Linked DNA regions of Homo sapiens: regions 1, 3 and 4 are each linked to region 2. Evidence: chromatin contacts called from ENCODE Hi-C or POLR2A ChIA-PET data. All regions are on one chromosome and are shown on one strand. Each heading gives the region's core, a stretch centred on a gene start or an enhancer-like site at or near the end of the contact. The rest is flanking DNA. Distances are from core to core; before and after follow the strand shown.

What was found. Hi-C counts contacts between places; a loop is a spot of excess contacts on that map. ChIA-PET counts read pairs that join two places held with the same protein, here RNA polymerase II (POLR2A). Pooled maps may share reads with other maps.
Region 1: a map with no recorded cell type shows a loop between it and region 2 (5-fold over the local background). The contact joins the enhancer-like site here to the promoter of LINC01259 in region 2. A Hi-C loop is called at or near these places in 1 of 168 maps with a recorded cell type or tissue (GM12878), 14 of 37 single-sample maps with no recorded cell type and 7 of 50 pooled maps.
Region 3: a loop to region 2 is called in a map with no recorded cell type, with 4 times the contacts of the local background. The contact joins the promoter of TLR6 here to the promoter of LINC01259 in region 2. A Hi-C loop is called at or near these places in 4 of 37 single-sample maps with no recorded cell type and 7 of 50 pooled maps.
Region 4: a loop to region 2 is called in a map of naive thymus-derived CD4-positive, alpha-beta T cell, with 2.7 times the contacts of the local background. The contact joins the enhancer-like site here to the promoter of LINC01259 in region 2. A Hi-C loop is called at or near these places in 2 of 168 maps with a recorded cell type or tissue (mammary epithelial cell and naive thymus-derived CD4-positive, alpha-beta T cell), 15 of 37 single-sample maps with no recorded cell type and 6 of 50 pooled maps. POLR2A ChIA-PET finds 5 or more read pairs at or near these places in 1 of 52 experiments (CD4-positive, alpha-beta T cell).

Annotation. Positions count from the first base shown.
Region 1 is chr4:38,059,438-38,064,817 of GRCh38, forward strand. All of the region lies in intron 14 of TBC1D1 (TBC1 domain family member 1), which reads left to right. Among named protein-coding and RNA genes, the nearest start is that of PTTG2, 100 kb to the left of the region's middle. Within about 2 kb of position 2,746, at least 12 of the 41 ENCODE cell types and tissues checked have a DNase peak (open chromatin) inside an H3K27ac peak, as active enhancers do.
Region 2 is chr4:38,505,931-38,511,756 of GRCh38, forward strand. It overlaps LINC01259 (long intergenic non-protein coding RNA 1259), which reads left to right and starts at 3,837. Exons shown (of 3, transcript NR_149076.1): 1 at 3,837-4,017. The region is part of intron 1 of LINC01258 (long intergenic non-protein coding RNA 1258); the gene reads right to left.
Region 3 is chr4:38,854,465-38,859,662 of GRCh38, forward strand. It overlaps TLR6 (toll like receptor 6), which reads right to left and starts at 2,353. Exons shown (of 2, transcript NM_006068.5): 1 at 2,297-2,353. RefSeq lists an enhancer at 2,802-4,001.
Region 4 is chr4:38,175,329-38,181,146 of GRCh38, forward strand. No RefSeq gene overlaps it. Among named protein-coding and RNA genes, the nearest start is that of LINC02513, 190 kb to the right of the region's middle. RefSeq lists enhancers at 2,236-2,505, 4,236-4,405, 4,706-4,765. Within about 2 kb of position 1,768, at least 22 of the 41 ENCODE cell types and tissues checked have a DNase peak (open chromatin) inside an H3K27ac peak, as active enhancers do.

The DNA.
Region 1 (5,380 bases), core at 1,496-3,995, 450 kb before region 2:
TTGTAATAAAAATAGATCGTGAAATAGAATCCTGAAAGCTGCCTGTTTAAATGTAAAGCAAATGGCTTTAGTGATGCTTTAAGTGTGGCAGTCACTTCTGGCTGCCGCAGAAACTATAGAAAGTGCATTCTCTCTTGGTGCTGTGGGTTCTTAGGGTGAATGCCTTGTGTGACGCTGAGTATGTGGAAGGACCATTCATTCTTGGTAACTATACACTAGGCAGAGGGTGGCGTTAGCGAAGCTACTGCAGGTTGGGTGTGTTTAAGATTTGGATTTATTTTTCTTTTAATTTTTATTTTTAGTTCCAGGGTACATGTGCAGGATGTGCAGGTTTGTTACATGGTTAAACGTGTGCCATGGTGGTTTGCTGTACCTATCAACCCATCACCTAGGTATTAAGTCCAGCATGTGGTTATTTTTCGTAATGCTCTCCCTGCTCCCTGCCGCCCCCCAACAGGCTCCAGTGTTTGTTGTTCCCTTTCCTATGTCCATGTGTTCTCATGATTCAGCTCCCATCTATGAGCAAAAACATGTGGTGTTTGGTTTTCTGTTCCTGCGTTAGTTTGCTGAGGATAATGGCTTTCAGCTTCATCCATGTCCCTGCAAAGGACATGGTCTCATTCATTTTTATGGCTGCATAGTAGTCCATGGTGTATATGTACCACATTTTCTTTATCTAGTCTATCATTGATGGGCATTTGGGTTGATTCCATGTCTTTGCTATTGTGAATAGTGCTGCAGTGAACATATGCATGCATGTATCTTTGTAACAGAGTGGTTTATATTCCTTTGGTTATGTACCCAGGAATGGGATTGCTGGGTCAAATGGTATTTCTAGTTCTAGATCTTTGAGGAATTGCCACACCATCTTCTACAATGTTTGAACTAATTTACATTCTCACCAACAGTGTAAAAGCATTCTTACTTCTCCGCAACCTCACCAGCATCTGTTGTTTCTTGACTTTTTAATAATCACCGTTCTGACTGGTGTGAGACAGTATCTCCTTGTGGTTTTGATTTGCATTTCTCTAATGATCAGTGATGTTGAGCTTTTTTTCATGTTTGTTGGCTGTATGAATATCTTCTTTTGAGAAGTGTCTGTTCATGAGAGAGACATATTTGCTCCTCTGAGTAAAGGGTAAGGATGCTTACGTCTGTGTGACAGCCTTCTCTCTTTTTCAGAACCTCACTGTGGATCGCCATCGTTGGCCTGTACTGAAGGTAAAGCAGATAGAGGCAGTCTCATCTGTCAGATGAAGACCTCATACACCTGTTGATTAAGAGGCTTTCTTCAGATCATGGTTTAGAGCGGTGTTTTACAAACTTGATGTGCTTGGAGTCTTCTGGAAATCTTGTTAAAAGGCAGACTCTGTTGCAGTAGGTCCGGGTGGGTTCTGAAGTTCTAACAAGCTCCCCAGTGAGGCTGATGTTTCAGGTCCACTGTGAGGAGGCAGGGCTTAGAATAAACAACCGTGGGAAATCCAGTCCAGATCTTTGATGCATCCTAGGTTAGGCCTGTCTGTCAGGCTGCCCTGGGTCTCTAGTGATGGACTCCAGGAGTCTCTCAAGTCTCAAATAAGTCTGAGTCATCAGGGATATTTTTTGAGAAGAGTTGTGCTGTCTGAAGAAGCAAAGAGTGAGTGTGATGGGGAAAATGCAGTGATTAAAAACATGGTAAGGTTTAAAGAAAGATTTGACCATATGCCAGGTGAACCCAAATGTATGGTGCTTTGCGTCTTTCCTGCCCTTTGGTTTTCCAGGGAGGCAAGGCCTTATCTCTTATGGAGCACAGGAGACACAGTGTGGGCGTTTGTTTTCTCAGCCGTGGGCTCTAACCTAATTGTCAAGCCTACAAAAAAAAAATGCTGAAAATCAACTTCTGACTAGATATCTGGTAGTACATAATCTCCATAATTTTCTCTCTGGGTGTATTATGCAAAAGATAATCCTTTGTTATTAAGAAACAATTTTTAAGGCAACTCCCAACTTTGAAACGGGGAAAAATCATTTTATTTACCTCTATGTGCTAGGGAACAATATTAAATTTAGTTTTATACTTTTCCTTTAAGCATTTCAGATTATATTGTGCATTTCACCAACAATAGAAGCTTTCAGACTTTATATGTCTTGTAAAAAAAAGCCTAATATAGATAAGAATAATTTATTGATTTGAAACCCATTGTATAAGAAATAGTCCAGTGAAACTTAAGTTCAAAGTTTTTTTTGTCTTGTGGATGTAGCTATGTCAATATGCCTAGTTTATAGTAACATTAAGTCTAGTGGATTAGATATTAGATATCAATTGAGATGTAAGCAGTAATAAACAGTAATGCCTAAACTGAAGTATATAATCTGAATCTTTATGATGACCAATTTATATTATTGTGAAAAACTTAGGAACTGATTTGAAACATGATTTACATGTTTTACATGAAACATGATTTACATGTGTCATATATAGTTTTCAATAATTTACGTACCAGCAGGAAATTTTAGTGGATAAGTGGAATAAACTGCAGGTGAAACTTTGCTGGAAAATACAAGCATAGTGACATCTGTGCACCAAAAGCACCTGGGGAGATTTTTTAAAACATGGGCCAGACATGCCTTCCTGGCTGTCTCCCTCACTGTCAGTGAGTGTGGGGATGGGGTCTGGGCCTGAATTCTTTCTTTTTAGACTCCTCAGGATTCTGATTGCTGCCACGTTGAGAGGGTTGACCTCAATTCGGACCTCAGAGGGTGACTTGAGAAACTGTCACCACTTGGTGGCAGTGTTGCTCCCCGCATCTTGATTGCCCTTGTTTCTTTCCAATCCCGGAAAAGTGTGCTTGTTTTTTTTTTTTTCCCTGCGTGTTTTTGTTTTTGATCTTGCTATAATATTTATATTCCTTGCTCATTTGCAACTTATTTGAATGGAGAGCTACTTTCTGAAATCTAGATGTTTTTCTTTTTCTACAGGGTTTTAGGGCATGGGCAAAACACGGAAGAAAAAAGTTGTCTTCAGTTGGCAGAGACGTGGATTTTTAAGATTGTTCTTAATTTACTTTCTGTATAACTTTGCTTTTCTGTGGTGAACAAAGACCAGGTTCAAGATAAAATATTGCAAGCCAAGAATCTGATTGTTCATGGATTTCTATGGTTAAAGATACTTGATCACCTCCCCATCCGCCCCCTACCCCACCCACCCTGCGCCGCCCCCACACCCCATTGTGCTTCTTGGCTTGTCATTTCAAAAGTCAAGGAAGTCACAGTGAATGGCAAGATTTTACCTCGACTTGCTATTTTTGTGCCTGTTAACAATTGTGAGTTAACACTGACTGAGCTTTTCCTAGTGAACCTCCGGCGTTTAAACAGCCAGTCCATAACACTGTGTGAGGGCTGGAGCTAAGGTTATTGGTGACACAAGATAGCACCTGAGCCAGTGCTGCTTGGTAGGAGGGCTGAGGGGAAGAGGGCTGAGGGCTTGGATGCTGAGATGCTAGAGTCACATCGCCTGGATTTGAATCCCTGCCCTCCTGTTCTGATACCAGCTGACCCATGACGATGCTACAGCACCTGACAGCAGATTCCTCCTTAGGGCTGGTCTAACTCTAGAGTGTGTGCCTGTGTGCCTGCAGGAGAATGTCCAAAGTGAGTGATCTTGATCTGTTAACCTTTGAATTTTAACCTATACCAGGGAGCCATTGAAGAGTTTAAAGCAAGTGAATGACGAGTAGTTTGAAAATATTTCCAGGTGGATAGAATTTGTGGACATACATGAACATGAGCAGCCTCAAAATCAGGGCTGGGACTAGAGTGAGGCCAGCACGTGTCCAGGGTGCAAAATGTAAGGAGGCATTCACTTTCAGGGCCTGGCAGGTGTGGACCCTGAACTTCCAGGACCTTGAGAGTGAGTGTCTCCTAAGGATTACACCCTGGGGGCCTATTTGCCTCATCCTGGTCCCTGGTCCTCTGTGTACCCTATTGCCTGCTTCAGTAAACAGGCAGCCCTGCAAGGGAAGGAAGGGTTGGATCAGCTCTGAGGAGGGAGTTTTTTTAGAAGGATAGATTTGTTTTGTTTAAAAAACAGCTTTATTGAGATATAATTCACATCCTATACAGTTTGTTCATTTAAAATGTACAATTCAATGTTGTGAGGTTATTTTTTGGTATATCCACAGAGTTGTGTGACCATGACCACAGTCTAATTTTTTTTATTTTTTATTTTTTGAGACGGAGTATTGCTCTGTCGCCCAGGCTGGAGTGCAGTGGTGCGATCTCGGCTCATTGCAACCTCTGCCTCCTGGGTTCAAGTGATTCTCATGCCTCAGCGACCTGAGTAGCTGGGATTACAGGCATGCCCCACCAAGCCTGGCTAATTTTTATATGTTTACTAGAGACGGGGTTTCACCATGTTGGCCAGACTGGTCTACAACTCATGGCCTCAAGTGATCCTTCTGCCTCAGCCTCCCAAAGTGTTGGGATTACAGGCGTGAGCCCGACCCACCGCAGTCTAATTTTGAAACATTTTTTGTCCCCCTAGAAAAAAACCTGTAGTTGTCACTTGCCAATCTACTGCCGTCCACCTCTAACCATAGACAGCCCCTAATCTACTTTCTGTCTCTATAGATTTGCCTATTCTGAACACTTCATCTAAGTGCAATCATATAATATGTGGTCTTTTGTGTCTGGCTTCTTTGATTTAACATGTTTTCAAAATTCATTATGTCATAATACATACCAGTAATCCATTCTTTTTTAATGACTTATTAATATTCCGTTGTATAGAGACATCACATATGGTTTATCCTTTACCAGTCGAGAGGCATTTGGATTGTTTGCACTTTTGGCTGTTACGGATAATACCGCTGTGAACATTGATGTATGTGTTTTTGTGTGTTGAATGTGAGCTGGTGTGGAAACTCCTCCTCCAGGGGGGCCTTACCTGTGATTCTACCCACGGGGATGGTTAAGCCAGCAGGGATGGGAAGGGTTTGGTCCTGCTGGCCCTAGGCTTTCCTGCAGGCTGCCATGTGCCTTTCTTCTGCCTAGGCTGAAACGGAGGCTGCCCTGGTTTCTGGCACTGCCCTCATGAGTGTGTGGGAAGGCTGGGGGAAGCCAAGTCTCCATGGTGCCTCCATCAGGGACCCTGCAGCTGGGAGGCAGCCAGAGGGCCACAGGTTGGTAGCATTCACACAGAGCTACATTTCTTTTTTTTTTTTTTTTTGAGACAATCTTGCTCTGTCGCCCAGGCTGGAGTGCAGTGGTGCGATCTCCGCTCACTGCCACCTCCACCTCCCAGGTTCAAGGAATTCTCCTGCCTCAGCCTCCCAAGTAGCTGGGACTACAGGCGTGCGCTGCCATGCCCGGCTAATTTTTTGTGTTTTTAGTAGAGACGGGG
Region 2 (5,826 bases), core at 2,587-5,086:
AATAATCAAAATCCAAGGGTTTCTTCAAGACCAGTCAAAATGTCAATTCCCTTGTAAATCTTTCAAAGCCCCCTTTTCTCCCTTCTTTCTATCATCCACTGATAAATTTATTTTTCTAGACATCCAATAAAAAATGACGAAGAAAATGAAAGTGAAAAGTTAAAGAAAGTGGGATCTTAGGGCAAGGAGAAAGTGTCAAAAAAGCAAGCCAACTCAGATGGCAGCACCCTGGAAAGGCTCTGAAACTGGAAGCCCCCCTTGGCAATTATGTAGTGAGGGTAGGACTGAATATTAGGATTGGTTCAAATTGTAATGAACAGTAGTCAGATCCTCAGATGCCTACCTTCACCCTAAAGAGTCAGGAAGCTCCCCCACTAGGCTTATTCTCCAGAGTAGCCAAACCAGAGGGTTCTGTGGAGGACAGAAGGGAAGCAGGAGCATCTTGTTGAAGTCAAAAGGGTACCAAGTGCATTCTGAACAATGAGACCCACAACTGCCTTCCCCCACTTTATAGAACTTACCATTTAAAAAAATAAATGTAGAAATACTGGCACTCAGGGTCCCATCTAGCCACCTTTTGGTCCATCCCACAAATCAATAAATCCTGTGCAGATAGATACACAGAGCTTGTTTAGCTTTTTAGTGCCTCACTTTTAACTCTAAAAGGACAACCAAGGATCATCAGACATTTGAGAAGCAAACATGAAAGATAGAGCCCAAAAACCGAGGAAACAAAGAAATGGAAAAGGAACTCAGAAGAAATAGACAATGTAGGTAGAAGGGACAAAAGAAAACTTGAGAATGATTCCAAGTTATATTCTCAAAGAGAATTTGTTTCCATTAAGCAAAAAAAGGTTTATGTTTTTAAAGGAAGGAAAAAAAATGGAGAACAGCCAAAAAGAACTCTTAGAAATTATATACATATATATGAACATTTAAAATGTAAGTGATTGGAAAATAACGTTGAAAAAATCTTCCAAGAAAGTAGAATAAAAAGATATAGACGGAAGAGAGAAAAGCTAAGAGACCCAGAGGATCAAGAAAGGAGGTTCAACACCCAAGTAATATGAGTTCTAGCAAAAAAAGAACAGCAAAAAGGGAGGGAAGAAAATTATTAAGGCAATACTGCAAGAATATTTTGCAGAACTGATATATTTAAAGAGGCTACTCAGTGCCTAACACAATAAATAACAACAACAACAAAAAACCCCTACCAACATACATATCATTGTGAAATTTCAGAGTTCTGTGGGTAGAAAAAAAGATGTTAGAAATTATCAGAAAGGAAAACTTGGTCACATATAAAAGATAAAACATTACTTTAGGGAGTTTCAATTCCTGTTAGAATGTAGTAAGTGGCAAGACATGGTTACTCTTATACTAACAATGAGAAAAAGCCAGGAAAACTACAAGACGATCATTTACTAGACCCACTCTAGAGCTGAGAATGCAAAGAAACCTAACTGAACTAAATTCCAGAAAGCACTAAGTTTTTCATAATTTGCTTACATCCCAGGAGATCTGTCTTAGTCTGTTTGGGCTGCCGTGACAAAATATCTTAGACTGGGTGATTTGTGAACAACAGAATTTTTTTGTTTACAGTTCTGAAGGCTGGAAAGTCCAAGATCAAGACACCAGCAGATATGGTGTCTGGTGAGGGCACCATCTGTTCCTTACATGATGGAAAGGCAAGAAGAGGCTAACATGCTCCTTCCAGTCTCTTTTATAAGGGTGCTAATGCCATTAGTAGAGCTCTGCATTCATTACTTAATCACCTCCCAAAAACCTACCTCTTAATACGTTGCCTTGGGAGTTAGGATTCAATATATGAATTCTGAGGGGTTATGGGCATTCAGACCATCGTGGGATTGGTGGGAGGAGGAAGAATGTGCCATAGGTAGGAATGAGAAGAAGTTAGCTGAATTGTCAACAAAACTTGAACAGCTGCATATGGACTATCAAGACAGCAGCAACCCCAGGATCTCAGCCTTACAGCAGAGCTGCACCTACCTGCCAGCTCCTTCCACATCAAGTGCATGGGGTTAGCACGTCGATGTCTGGGGACAGAGCAGGAGAGCTGAGAGAGATTGTTCCTGTGGAGAAGCAGGGCAGGTGAACTGAGATAGAACTCTCCAAAGCCCTCTGAGCCTTCACCAATCTTTAAGCCTTCACCATCCTGTCTGCAGCAGGCTGAGACGGGACCAAAGAAATCTTTTCAGGGCACTGCTATACTCTCCCAAGTGCACCACAGCAACCCTCAGGGGCTGGGACAAGATGAAAGGTCTGAGAGAGAGAGGTGTTTGAAGGCATGAACATCCAGGGGTAAGACTGACCAGCAAAGAGAATTCCCCAGCAGCCCCAAAAGCTGGCAGTCAGGTTATAAAGCAGAAAGAGATCACTTGCAGTTTAGAAAGCTGACCAGTTAACTACAGAGCATAAAGGGATCCCTGGAGTCTCATTGGCACTTAGAGATCTGCTGAAGGGGAAGTCCTCATATTGTCTTAATGATATCGGAGGCCAGTGGTGACTTATATCTAACTGAAGTTACAAACGAACCCAGACCTAGAACAACTACACATGAGATTGACCTCACCCCAAAACACACACACACACACACACACACACACACACACACACGATCAGCATGACAGAAGGTGGTGCCCCTCATAGGAGAGGTGCTAAATGGAAGTACATGATGGTAAAATCCGTGCATTGTTTGAGAAGTAACAGAATATTTGAATGTAGACCATAACAACTTAAAGATGGATGTCTAAATCCTAGAGCAACCACCAAAAAATAGCACAAAGATATGAGTAAAACAAAAATATAATAAAGGAAAGGAAACGATCAGTTAAAAAATAGTTGGTTCACTCAAAAGAAGGCAGGAAATAAAGACAACAAAGAACAAAGGAGACAAATATTAGGATGACAGACTGAAACCCAAACTATCAATAATTAGGTTAAATGTAAATAGATTAAACAATTCAAGTAAAAGGCAGAAATAGTCAATCTGGATAACACAGCAGAGCCCACCTGTATACTGTTTACAAGATAAATATTTTAAGTATAAAGACTCAGACTTGTGACATATAAAGTAAAAGAGCACATGCAAAAGATAGTTATAAGAAAGCTGGCTTGCTATATTCATATCAAGGTAGACTCCAAGGCAAAGAGTAATACCAGAGATGAAGAGAGACATTTCATAATAATCAAATAATTCATTAACCAAGAAGGTCTAACATCTTGAACATGTATGCAACCTAATCACAAAGCATCAAAATACATGGAGAAAACATTGATGAGTCCCAATCATCCGTAAAGGCAGAAATTGATTAATCACAGTCATAGTTGGAGATTTAACACTTCTAGATAAAACTGGTAGACAATGAAAAATCAGAAAGGCTATAGAAGATTTGAACAGCACTACCAACCAATTTGACCTTATTAACATGCGTGAAATACTAACTACATTAAACATCTGCAGACCACACACATTCTAAGAAAGGGTTCAGAGAGGAGAAGGAACGCTGGAGGAAGGAAGACCAAGCAGGTGATGGCTGAAGAAGAAATTTAACTGGTAGGAAGTGTGGAAAACCAAAGTGTTGAATAGAGAGTGCGATGTAAGCCCTTTTCTCCTTCTCCTCGTTAAATGTCTACATTACTCGATGCACTCTACGAGGTGGACTTTGTTTTGGAGATATGAAAAGGTAGACTCCTATTTTGTGGTTGTTGTGGGGTGAAACTAGAGGCTTCCTGTGAGAAGTCAACCATATCGGGCTATGGTTCTGAGTCCCACCCAGGATGTTTAAGGCAGAGGAGCCACTTTCAGCTCAGACACAAGACAGGTGAATGCCTTCATCATGACTGCCAGAGAGGGAGGAGGCCAACCTGGCACCACCATGGAGGTCCTCAAATCTACCACCCTGGCAGAGGCGAGCTGTGAGATGGCCCTGGCTTTTGTGGGACCACCTTCTGAAGGTCATCTGGAACTGGATGAGAAGTGCTCAAGGATATAAGGTTAGGAGCAGTTTCTCCAAGAAACTCCCTCATAAAACCACAGGAAGATGGTGTTTGAGCTAGTTTTGATGGAGACACTTAAGCTCTTGAGAAACTGGATTATTTCCTGGAAGGGGAAACAGGACCACTGCAGAGAGGCCTGAGTGAATTTCACTCCCTGGCTCCAGCCTCATCTGCTGCTGCAGGTTGACCTGGAGCCTGGAGTCCTTCTGTGGGGCTTACAGTGCAGCCAGCACTGCCCGAAGCTGTAGACACTTAGGGAAGGGGTGAGTACTACCAAGGTGAGGACTACTTAGGCAGCCTTGTGTTGTGAGTAGACTAAGCAGCAGAAATGCTACAGAGTGGGCCAGGCCCAGGGGTGAAGAAGCAACAAATCAGTGGAATGTTTGCAATGTTTTGGTCTTAGGAATTATACCAGGCCTCAAAGTCACAAAGCCTCTCTGTGGTCGAACGCCAGCCAGCCCTCACACAGGCATATGGTGGTGTGGGGAGATGCTGGGATCCATGTGGCAAGCTCCTGACCACACATCAACAGAGGGGTCAAAGACCCTCTGTGTCAGACTTGAGGAACTTGTAGAGAGTCATAAGCTGGGTAAATACAATTTTGAAAATCAGGCCTAGGGGAGTGTTTATAGCAAAATAGCAAGAAGAAAAATTTAGGCTTCACCAGCAACCGGGAAGGCTCCTAGATTCTCCTTGACTGTGGAGGAAAAGGTTGAAAGGAAGACCAAGGTAAGGAGACTCAAAGGGAACGGAAATCTTAAAGGGTTATTGGTTAAGTTGCTCACTGTCTGGTACATGATGGAGCCACCCTGTGCCATCTGCCTCTTACAAGCCTCAGGAAAGTCTAGAAGGTTCCTTTGGCTGGAGGAGAAAATGGGAGGCTGAGCCCTGTGGGCTTCAAGGCTGCCACAGTGGAGCTACACATGGATTACACAAATCACAGGGATCCACTTTGTGGAAGGAAATCCACTTTCTCCATTTTTTAACATTGACAGAATCCTAAAAATTAAATAGATCAATCTATGAAGTATGCAGCTCATTTGGAGCTCATGACAGACAAATGAAAATGCAAGGGCAAAGAAAATACACCAAATGCTGTCAGAAGCTGAGCCAACCATATTCTCTTGTCCTGTGTGTTCGTTTGCTAAGGTTGCCTCGTAACTAAGTACCACAGACTGGGTGGCTCAAACCATAGAAATTTATTCTTCTCACAATTCTGGAGGCTGGAAGTCCAAGATTAAGATGTCAAGAGGGCTGATTTCTTCTGACACCCCTCTCTTTGGCTTGCAGATAGCTGTCTTCTCCCTGTGTCCTCACATGGTCTTCCTTCTGTGTGGAAGGAAGACATGTCTGTGTCTGTGCCCAAATTTCCTCTTCTTATAAGGACACTACCCTAATGATCTCATTTTCATTTAATTACTTCTTTTCTTTTCTTTTTAGATGGAGTCTAGTTCTGTCGCCAGGCTGGAGTGCAGTAGCGCGATCTCAGCTCACTGCAACCTCCACCTCCTGGGTTCAAGTGATTCTCCTGCCTCAGCCTCCCAAATAGCTGGGATTACAGGCACGTGCCACCACACCCAGCTAATTTTTGTATTTTTAGTAGAGATGAGATTTCACCACGTTGGCCGGGATGGTCTCGATCTCCTGATCGTGTGATCTGCTCACCTCAGCCTCCCGAAGTGCTGGGATTACAGGCATGAACCACCGTGCCCGGCTACTCAATTACTTCTTTAAAGGTTCCATCTCCAAATTCCAAGGTACTGGGAGCTAGGGCTTCAGCATTTGAATTTTGGGGAGACACGGTTC
Region 3 (5,198 bases), core at 1,103-3,602, 350 kb after region 2:
GCATAAAAAGAGGAAGGGGGTCAAAGGAGGACTCTTGTTTCTTAAAAGATTTTTTAAAAGGCAAGATTTTTTTTTCACCTATCAAATAGGGAAAATTAAAAAATATAATATCCAGGTTGGTAGGTGGAAACTAAAATAAGAACCCTCATTTACTACTTAGGCAGGAATGAAAAATTAGTACAAGCTTTCTAAAGGGTAATTTGGTAATTTACATAAATTTCTTAAAAATATACCTTCCTTTATTTTAGCAATTCCACTACAAGGAATTTTCTAAAGAAATAGTCAAAAATAACACACAGAAGATATGACTATAAGGATACTCATGACATAATGAAATATTGAAAAAATCAGAATGTCTAGTGTAGAAAATGATTAAATCAGTTATGTATAATTAAATAATAGCCTCAAATACTGTACTTTGAAAAAATGATAATGTTAAATGAATACAGTAATAGAAAATTATGGCCGGGCGCAGTGGCTCACGCCTCTCATCCCAGCACTTTGGGAGGCCAAGGCGGGTGGATCACGAGGTCAGGAGATCGAGACCATCCTGGCTAACGGTGAAACCCCGTCTCTACTAAAAAAAAATACAAAAAAATTAGCCGGGCGTGGTGGCGGGCGCCTGTAGTCCCAGCTACTCGGGAGGCTGAGGCAGGAGAATGGCGTGAACCCGGGAGGCGGAGCTTGCAGTGAGCCGAGATCGTGCCGCTGCACTCCAGCCTGGGCGACAGAGCAAGACTCCGTCTCAAAAAAAAAAAAAAAAAATTATATATGTAGTAAGACTCTAATTTTGCAAAATATGATTAAAACCTGACATATACGTAAAAGCTAGAGGACAAACAATGTGATGAAATATACCAAATACTAATAATAGTGGTTCTCTGAATCTCTGAATTATAGATGAATTTAATTTTCTTTCTTATACTTTCAGATATCCCTAAAATGTCTCATTTTGAATGTCCTTTATAATCCAAAAAAGTTATCGTAAGGCAATTTAAGAGTTGTCTTTATAGCTGTGTGAAAATATTTTATATTTAAAGAAACGTGCTTGTTTTATTTGGAATATTAAAATATAAAGATGGAGAACTTTCAGATAATAGTAGATAACTGGCATTCACAGATGAGGACCTACCCTACAGGTCCCCGGCAACCAGACCCACGGTGTCTGGGTTCATGGGACTGAAAATCAGTCACCAGGTGGAAAAGCTGGTCAGCTGTCCTTATGGTATCCTGCCACAAAAACGCAATATTCCTCCAGAGGCGTTCATACCCTGAGGCAGTTCCTAGGGAATACACTAAATGAACAAGATAGTAACTTTTCTATTTATTGGGAAAAAAGGAGGGAAAAATGGGAAGATGAGAGTGGAAGATTAGAGAGTTCACAGTTTTTTAAAGAAAGTAAAAATAAACAGGTAAATGCTCTTGATTTTTTAAATGCATCAAATAAAAAGGGTGAGGAAATAGATGAAATAAGCTACATTTCAGAAAAAAAGGGTAGACAAGACCTATGAAAATTAAAACTACAAGGAAGAAGAGAGCAGAAAAAAAATTAAGTGAAATAAGTGGAGGAAAGATCACATAATCAAGTTAACAAATAGGCAAGAAAAACATTGTTTCATTTGTCAAACTGAAGGTGGAAGGACCTGGAGGAAGGCAATTGCTACACTGTGCCAGATTCAAGCTTGTGAAGGGGCTTGGTCCCGGCCACTTCCTCCATTTAATAAATGTTTATTCAGAGTCTATTTTTCTGCCAGTGCCATGCTACGCACTAGGCACCAGGGATATAAATATGAATAGGACTGACATAATTCCTGCTTTCAAAAAGCTTATGAATTAGGGACAGACACAGACCAGCAAACTGTTACAGTGACAAACGACAAGGGAGATCAAACACACGTCTGCTGTAAAAACATATAATAAATAGGTGCCATATCAGTGGTATATAAAAATTACTGTTAAATGTTACTGAAAACAATAAACTAGAGAAAGACGAAAAGAGAAAATTCGCTGGGCCAAATCAGAAGAAATAAATAACATTAGTTTTGTTCCTTAATTATCACCACAAGCGCTAGTTGTTTTCTATCTTTTCAAGACAGCTGTAAAGACGCTGCTCTTCATCCTGCTCGTGAAATTCAAAGGACATTTGCAACATCTACAAAAAAAACCACTTCAAATCATTTTGCAAAAATTTCAAGGAAACATTACCTATTTCCTATATAATGAATGGTTAGCAAACTTGCTTACTTGAAGCACCTGTGCCATAATGTGAAAAAGCCACAGAAGTCTTTCTACTTACCAAGATCTCTTTTTCAGAAGAAGAGAAAATAACTTGTAAATGAACGGAAATACAATTGAAAATGCTTGACAAACACAAGTTCTTAAAGTTGAGTAAAGCGGTACCTTAGAAACAGATTGGTGCCATCTGTTGGCCCACACTGGAATTACTCCTACGTATATTTTTACCTTTCAAAGGTCCGGAGGTGAGTTAGCAGTTTTTTCTGGGCTACAGACAAAACCAGTAATCCAATTTTCTAATTCGTGTGAGGAAGCAACTTACAAACAATTCAATGTGAAGAAAAATATTTTTCTAAGGTAATATTTCTCTGTAAGAGTTTGCAGCCTGGTTATTACATTTGTCACCTGAGTGGAAAGTTATTTTAAACAGCCTGTTTTCTATTATCACCATATTTAACATTTCAAGAATAATTGCAGTTTCCCTTATCAAGCAATTTTGAGCATTATTTTAGCTGGATGAGATAGTTTAAAATAAAATAAGTATAGTTCCACAATTTGGGTTTTTTTTTAAAAATCAACTTCTAAGGAAAGTTTACTGGTTGATACATATTTATGACTACATATTTAGCCATATGTACGAGCAATCATACCCACATTCTGATCAACATTTGGTGTTATTAAATGGTTTAGATTTTAATTTAGGAATAATAAATAACACTGAAATCCTGCAAGACTAATTTAAAAATCAATTTTCTAAAGACCATTTAGAAGAATTTCAGAATGACATCAACAAAGGCTGATTACCAGAAGTCTCTGGTTAAACAGAGACTTCTGGTGGACAGTAAACCCTTTTCCCCAGACTTCTTGCTTAACTGAGTTCTGCAAAGGACAGAAGGCATGAGTGAAACAATCATTCTATAATTTATCTCACTGTCTGGCACAATCTCATCTTTATTAAAAAAAAAACAACAACAAGTTAAGACCTTACAATTTGGCTAATGACAAAGTTGGACATCTCCGTAAGAATCACTTCTGCTTTCAGGAGGAAGAGAAAGGCTGGCTTCTTGTGATTCATCCTTACTCATCAAACATAACAGGAAGTCTCCTCAGGCCTGGGGAGGCTCAGTAAGGAGTGGATGGATCTCTGCTCCACTGGCAAAAGGAGACAGCCAGAAAGCAGCAGGTATCTGTGACCCTGGAAAACCAGATTTGTGAAACAAGCCAAGGGAAAGGGCTGGCTGTGGCTCTGAGGGAATTTCAAGTAACCGTGGACTAAAGTCTTAAGAAAACAGACAACTATCACTGCAGATCTGGGCACATTGACATGTCTCATTAGGAGATTGCATCACAACACCAATGTTCAGAAACAAGGAGACTATTCTTGTCGAGGCTGTCATAACTCAGAAACGTCTGTAAGGGGATGACAAAAACACAAAAATCAAGTAATAGCGAAGATGGCAATGACAGTTAAGCAAACAAAGAAACAGACAGTACTGGGCCGAACCTCCACTTGGCCACTTACTGTGAGGCTTGGGACAAGTCCCTTAACCTCCATTTATTCATCCACAAAATGGGAGTACTTTTAGGAAAGATAATGAATTTAAAGTGGCTGGAATAGTGACTGACACAGAAGAGAAGTCATAATAGTAAGGAGTTTGGTGCAAATCATATAGTTTTTTTGTATGCTGAGGGGTAAAGATTTCAGGATATACTATGAAGTGAAGAAAATCAAGGTGCAGGCTGGGCACGATGTCTCATGCCTGTAATCCCAGCACTTCGGGAGGCCGAGGTGGGTAGATCACCAGAGGTCAGGAGTTCGAGACCGGCTTGGCTAACATGGCGAAACCCTGTCTCTACTAAAAATACAAACATTAGCTGGGTATGGTGGCAGGCAACTGTACTCCCAGCTACTCGGGAGGCTGAAGCAGGAGAATCATTGGAACCCAGGAGGCAGAGGTAGCAGAGAGCTGAGATTGTGCCACTGCACTTCAGCCTGGGCAACAGAGTGAGACTCTGGCTCAAAAGAAAAAAGAAAGAAAGAAAGAGAGAGAGAGAGAGGGAGAGAGAGAGAGAGAGGGAGAGAGAGAGAGAGGGAGAGAGAGAGAGAGAGAGAGGGAGAGAGAGAGAGAGAGGAAGAAAGAAAGAAAGAAAGAAAGAAAGAAAGAAAGAAAGAAAGAAAGAAAGAAAGAGAGAAAGAAAGAAAGAAAAGAAAGAAAGAAAATTAAGGTGCAGAACTGTAAGAAGAGTATGACATCAATTGTATAAAATCTAGCCATTTACACAGGTTATCTTCTTGCCAGGCATTGCTGTGACTACTTTCCAAGTATTAACTCATTAAGGTGCTGTGAGATAAGTACTGTCACGTCATCTCCACTTAGCGCAGCTGGGTAATCGTTCCAGCTTGCACTGCTGGTCAGTGGTGGGGGTGGGATTCGAACCCAGGCAGTTTGGCCCCAGTGCCTATGCACTTAAGCATCATACTATGCTGCCTTAGAAGACACCCTGTGTCCTCATAAGACACACAGAGAAGAGAGATACAGAGAAGCAGAGCATTTGCAAACAGAGGCAGAGACTGGGGTATTGCAGTCACAATGCAAGGGATGTCTGGAGCCACCAGAGGCTGGAGAGAGCATCACCCTATGAACAGCTTGATTTTGAACTTCTAGCCTCCAGAACTCTGAGAGAATGAATTTTTGTTGTTTTAAGCCACACAGTCTGTGGTGATTTGTCATGGTAGCCACAGGAAACTTAATACAAGGGTCTACATACATATGTTGATAGAGGCATATGAATCTTTTTTTCTCAAAAGATACATAAGAAATGTTCACCTTTGAGCAGAAGAACTAAGAGAAATAGATTATTGGCCTTTTTTTTTTTTTTTTTGAGACAGGGTCTCGCTCTGTTGCCCAGGGTGGAGTGCAGTGGCGTGATCACAGCTCACTGCAGCCTTGACTTTCCCCACT
Region 4 (5,818 bases), core at 518-3,017, 330 kb before region 2:
TTCTGAGGTCTGGTCTGTTTTTTACAGCGAGAAGTAGAGTTGATCAGGGATTCAGCTACAGACAAGATGGTAGGGAGTGCCAGCCGTCACTCTCATGTTGAGAAATATCTCACTGTGCCATGTTCCCAGTCCAGAGCTGGTTAAATGGAGGAGATGAAGGAAGGATTAGCCTGATGCCCATCCAAGGTAGATAAGAGTGAGAAGAGCTGGGCTGGTTTAGGAGGCAATGGTAGGATTTTAGGAATGAGACTTTGGCCTGGTTAGTATCTGTAGCTCTACCAGAAAAAACACTAACCCCTCCAAGCCTCAGGTTTTTCCATGTGTAAAACAGAATAAAAACACTTTCCTTATAGGATTGGGGTGAGGATTAAATGTAAAATAAAGGGTCTGGCTTGTAGTAATGTTTTATAATTTTTTTAGTTTTTTGAGATAGGGTCTTATTCTGTTGCCCAGGCTAGAGTGCAGTGGCATAACCATGGCTCACTGCTGCCTTGACCTCCGGGGCTCAGCTGATCCTCCCACCTCAGCCTCCTGAGTAGCTGGAACTACAAGTGTGCACTATGATGCCTGGATAATTTTTTGTCTTTTTTTGTAGACATAGGATTTCACCTTGTTGCCGAGGCTGGGCTCAAATGATCCGCCTTAGCCTCCTGAAGTGCTGGGATTATAGGCATGAGCCACCACGCTCGGCCTATAAATGCTTTATATTTTTATATAATAAAAATGGCTCTAATTTGGCTTTAGACTTCGGTGGCTATTATCAATTAATCAGTATCTATTTTGTACTTAATAGGTACAAAAGGAAACAGAAATATCTAAAATCTGGGGTGACAGAAAAGAGATACATAGAACAGAAAACCACGTGATCAGGGCCAAGTGGCCCATTTCTACTAGATATCTGGAAGAGGGGAGACACATGAACTGGGTAAACATTTGAGGATGAAGAGTAAAGGGACTTCCCTTTTCTCAGCTCTAAATTTGAAATATTCCTCTCTCTTCCTATGTGGGTTTTTGTGTTCCTCAGAGGAGAGACCTAAATTCTGAGGCGTGGACAAGAGAAGGTCAAATTGCTGCTCACAAACAACGAATCAGGCTGGGTGCCGTGGCTCGCTCCTGTAATCTCAGCTCTTTGGAAGGCCAAGGCGGGAGGATCCCTTGAGGTCAGGAGTTGGAGGCTACAGTGAGCTACAACGGTGTTCCTGCACCCTAGCCTGGATGACAGAGTAAGACCCTGTCTCTAAAATAAATAAAAATAGGCCGGGCGTGGTGGCTCACCCCTGTAATCCCAGCACTTTGGGAGGCCGAGGCGGGCAGATCACGAGGTCAGGAGATCGAGACCATCCTGGCTAACACGGTGAAACCCCGTCTCTACTAAAATAAGTACAAAAAATTAGCCGGGCATGGTGGCCGGTGCCTGCAGTCCCAGCTACTCGGGAGGCTGAGGCAGGAGAATGGTGTGAACCCGGGAGGCGGAGCTCACAGTGAGCCGAGATCGCGCCACTGCACACCAGCCTGGGCGACAGAGCAAGACTCTGTCTCAAAATAAAATAAAATAAATAAATAAATAAATAAAAATAAAAATAAAAACAAAACCAAACCCCAATGAATCAAAGCCTTAGGTCCTTTCTGGATTTACCTGTATTAAAAAAATTGTTTCCTTTGCCTGTTAAGGAGAGCCACTGAGAAGCAGTGTGAGGGGTTCCGTTGCTTCTGCACCTTCCTGACTGCGGTGGGCAGAGTGTCAGGAAACCCTGCAGGCCAGGCCACACCACCAGGAGAAACCAAAACAGAACAAGAAACCGCGTGCAGCAGAACACGGAAAAGTCCTTTGTTGTTTAAAGTTTTTATCTTGCTTGTGGCAAGTCTGACGATTCAGCAACCACCACAGCTGCATTGGGCTGAGAGTTTCCTTGTAGGTCTTTTCTCCAAAGCCGGAACAATAGCAGGGGGTTAGTCCTTCCCTCTGCCCAGCTCACGTTCCAGTTTCTGAAATGGGTTTGGGACAAGCAGAGCTTGGAGCAGCCGCCCTGAGGTTTTTATCAGACTAATTCAAGTGAGAGGAGGCAGAGTAAAACTAGCTGTTTAGGTTCATGGGTGATGCATTTCTGGGCATGAACTTCAGCTCTCTGTATCCTGATGTTGAAATAAGTTGAAAGAGTCAACAGGTTTCCCATTACTTGGTTAATGGGAATTAACCAAGTTCCCATAGTAATGGGGACCCTTAGTATGGTTAATGACAAAGGATCATGAAGATTGAGGTTTCCAGACCTTGCTAGGGATACAGTGAGGATCTCCCAGCCACCATACTTTCTCTCCTGTGAATCCCCCCAATCACTTGTCTCCCTACTGTGTGCTCTGAGCACAGGTGACGGGGACCCTAAACCAGGGAGCAGCAAAAGGAGGGAAAAGGAAAAGCAAGGCGACGTGGCACGCCTGTGGCAATACCTGCCAAGTGACGTGGGGGTGCTACATGTTCTCAGAACACAGCTGCGGCATGGCTGGCAGCTGGCCTGGGTGTGGCTCTTGAGGGGAGCTGCTGGGCTCGGTGCCGCTGGTGTCTGTTGCAACCTCACTTTCCTTATCTGGGAAATGAAGGCATTGGGGGTGGTGGGGGAGTCTGTCTGCTCTGTCCGTCAATCGTTATTACTGAGGCTCACACATTGTTGAAAAAGTCAAAGAATGTTTTAGGAAAACACATTTTGTAGGTATTTGTTCATTCATTCATGGATTGATTTATCCTCTCACTGAAACTTTGTTTTTACACACTGACTCTGTGCTAGGTACTGAGGGTACCAAAACCAATAAGACTGGATTTCCTGTGCTCCTGGGCTCACAGTCTTGTGAGGAAGATAGATACATATGCAGATCATTCCAGAAAAACAATCTGCTTAATAACAGAAGTGTGTGTACTGTGTTCAGCCCTGCCTGGTAGTGTTGAGAAGGCTGACACGAGGGCCAGGTCTTGCAGGAAGAGTAAGGATGCCCAGATGGTGAAAGCATATTTCAGAGGAAAGTCTAGAGCTTGCAGAAAAGAACTTTACCTGAGAGCCATGGTAAGGCTGAAAAAGAGTTTAAGGAGGCAGCAAAAGGCAGAGAAGGAAACATGGATTATCCTGTTCTATATTGGATTATCCTGTTCTATATCCAGGTGAGATTCCAGTTTATCAAGAGAGAAAAAGTCTCCCTTTTTCTTTACACTAAGAAACGCTTGGGTCTTTGCATTGGGATGGCCCAACACTGTTTATATACTACAGAGCAGGCCACTGATGCTTGTTTTTACCAGGCTACGCAGAGGAAGGTATTTCTTGTTGCTATTTCTCGCATAGACCTTTGATAAAGGCTGAAGACTTTATTAAGACTGTTGTGATTCTTACCCTTTATAGAGTCAAAGCCTCCTTCGAAAATGGGAGGAAAATAATAAGCACATAATTTGCGTAAAATTTCAGAGGTTTCCAGAACCATGTTCGCAACCCCCAATGCCCACTCATGCATTACAGGTAAAGACCTTCCACCAGGCTTAGGCTGTGAACCAGGGGACTGGAATAACCCAGCCCAGATATAGAGCTTTATGGCGACCTGGCCTGATGTTGGCATTAAGTTTGGACATTGTTGAGGAAGAAATGTTACTAGGCTGACCTTTCGTGGGCTATGGCCAAGTTTGGGTGAGGGCAGAGTGTTGACAAGTGCCCTTTGCCCTGATTTCCTGTGGCTTGGTGGTCCTGGATCTGGGAAAAGCAGAAGCAGCTTTATAGCTTGGTTTGTTAGTTGCCTGCCAAAGGAGCAGTAACCTGCGATGAGGTTTGTTTGGCACATTTTTTTTTTTTTTTTTGCCATTTATTCACTTGTTATACTCGAGTGTATATGCTGGTTTGTGTACTTTCTTTCGACTGGGGTTGGTGTATCAACTAGAGCAGGAAGGGGTGCGGTGATGACAGAAGTGGACCAAGACCATTCTCAGATGGGGAAGAGTGGAGACAGATGTGTGGGAAATTGACAGGAGCCAGGGGTCAATTTCTTATTGCCAGAGCTTTGAAAGGAAGCGAAATCCTTTTTCAGAGGGCTTTGGCAGGGCTAGTACTAGGGGGAGGCAAGTGAGACCTTTGTCGTGGGTACGAAATGCGAGCGGGTACCCAAAACTCAGTAATCAAGAAAAATAATATTTTAATGCAGTTAAAAAAAATCAAAATGCAAAAAAAAATCATAATAAATAAAGCATTAAAATTTTAAGTAAAGACAGGATGCACTCCTGTACTTGCGAGACTCTGCCTCACTTAATCCTAATCCCCATTCTGGGCTTTCTTTGGAGCCAAGAAATGCATCCCCTCAAAGTCCCAAACTTGTATTTGAACAACACTTGTGAATTGCAGTAAAACTGGTACCTGGGCATTGCTGAGTTAGTTCTTGTAGCTCTCCAGGAAATTTTCCAGGCAGTGGGAGCCCTGCTCAGGTCCAGCCTAACCACCTTTGCCCAAGAAATGTGTGTTGGCAGTGACCCAAATTTTCCACCAGGTGGCACTCTTGCTCCAACCACGTGCCCCTGAAAAGAGGATTCTTAGCTAAGAGTGATTTAAACTAATTGTTAAATTGTGCTTCTTTTTGGAAAGGCTGAAAAAAATCCTGAGCAGGAATTGGGGTAAACAATGATGGGATATAAAGAGTATTTGAGGAGTGTTCTGGAAAACTTGGAGCAAGGTAGGGCCTGATTAGTGGCCGGCCACAGGCTGTGCTGCTCTTCAGCAGGTGAGAAAAGGGAGAATTTTAAACCGCCTTTTGTTCTCAGATGCAATATAAACACATGTGACATGGGAGAGAAATGTGGGATTAATGATTTTCTGTGAAGTATATCCTGGTAACAGCTCAGGCACTTGAGTCAGAAAGACCTGGAATGTTGGTTCCACCACTTCCTAGCTGTGATCTTGGATGAATGACTGGGCTTTGACAAGCCTGAGATTCTGCATCTTTAAATGGGGATGATTGTAGCTGCTCCTCCAGACGGCCATTAGAGGATTAAATAAACGAATGCACATAAGGCTGTTTGCACGGTGCCTGGCACATAGTAAGTGTTCAACAAAGATGAGGTGTTATTATGGACTTTTAGGCAAAGCCTGTCCAGCTAAATTCCTGGGCCTGGCCTCCCTTGGCTGTTGCATTAATTAAGGAGATGACCTCAGGGTGACCCAGAGAAATAACTTGATAATGAACCATGGCTCGAGGAGACTGGACCAGAAGAGTTTCCCACCTGGATAGAGTTTCACAGGTGTGATTTTTGAAACAGGAAATCAGGCTGGGTTCCCGGGCTCCTGAGCAGAACTGTCTCACCCTCTGTGACTTGTACACATCTGACCACCAGGTGACTGATCCCACTTAAACTATGCATTGTTGTGGAAAGTATCAATTTACAAGGATGTGTATTGGAACCTTTCCATGAGTCCAGTCTGTCTCCTTACTGTTCTGAACTCCTGAACTCACAAAGATGCCCCAAATTAACTATCCTTCAATAACAATGAGTTGATAATAGTTCCTGTTTGTTGAGGCTTACTTTATGTCAGTCACTTTAATAAGCACTTTACAGACACAGGTTCCTTCATGTCTCAAAACCACCTGGAGAAGTAAGCAAACCCATTTTACAGACAAACTAAGATTTAAGGAAACTTAGTACCTTAGCAGCTCTCCTTCAGCCAGGAATTGGTATAAACTTAGATCTGTCTGACTTCTAAATCAATCAATCAATTTATCATTGGCCTATCATCTATCCATTTGACAGCTTAAGTACAAACCATTCCAATCTAATTAAAGCAATGTTCCATAGAGACCTCTA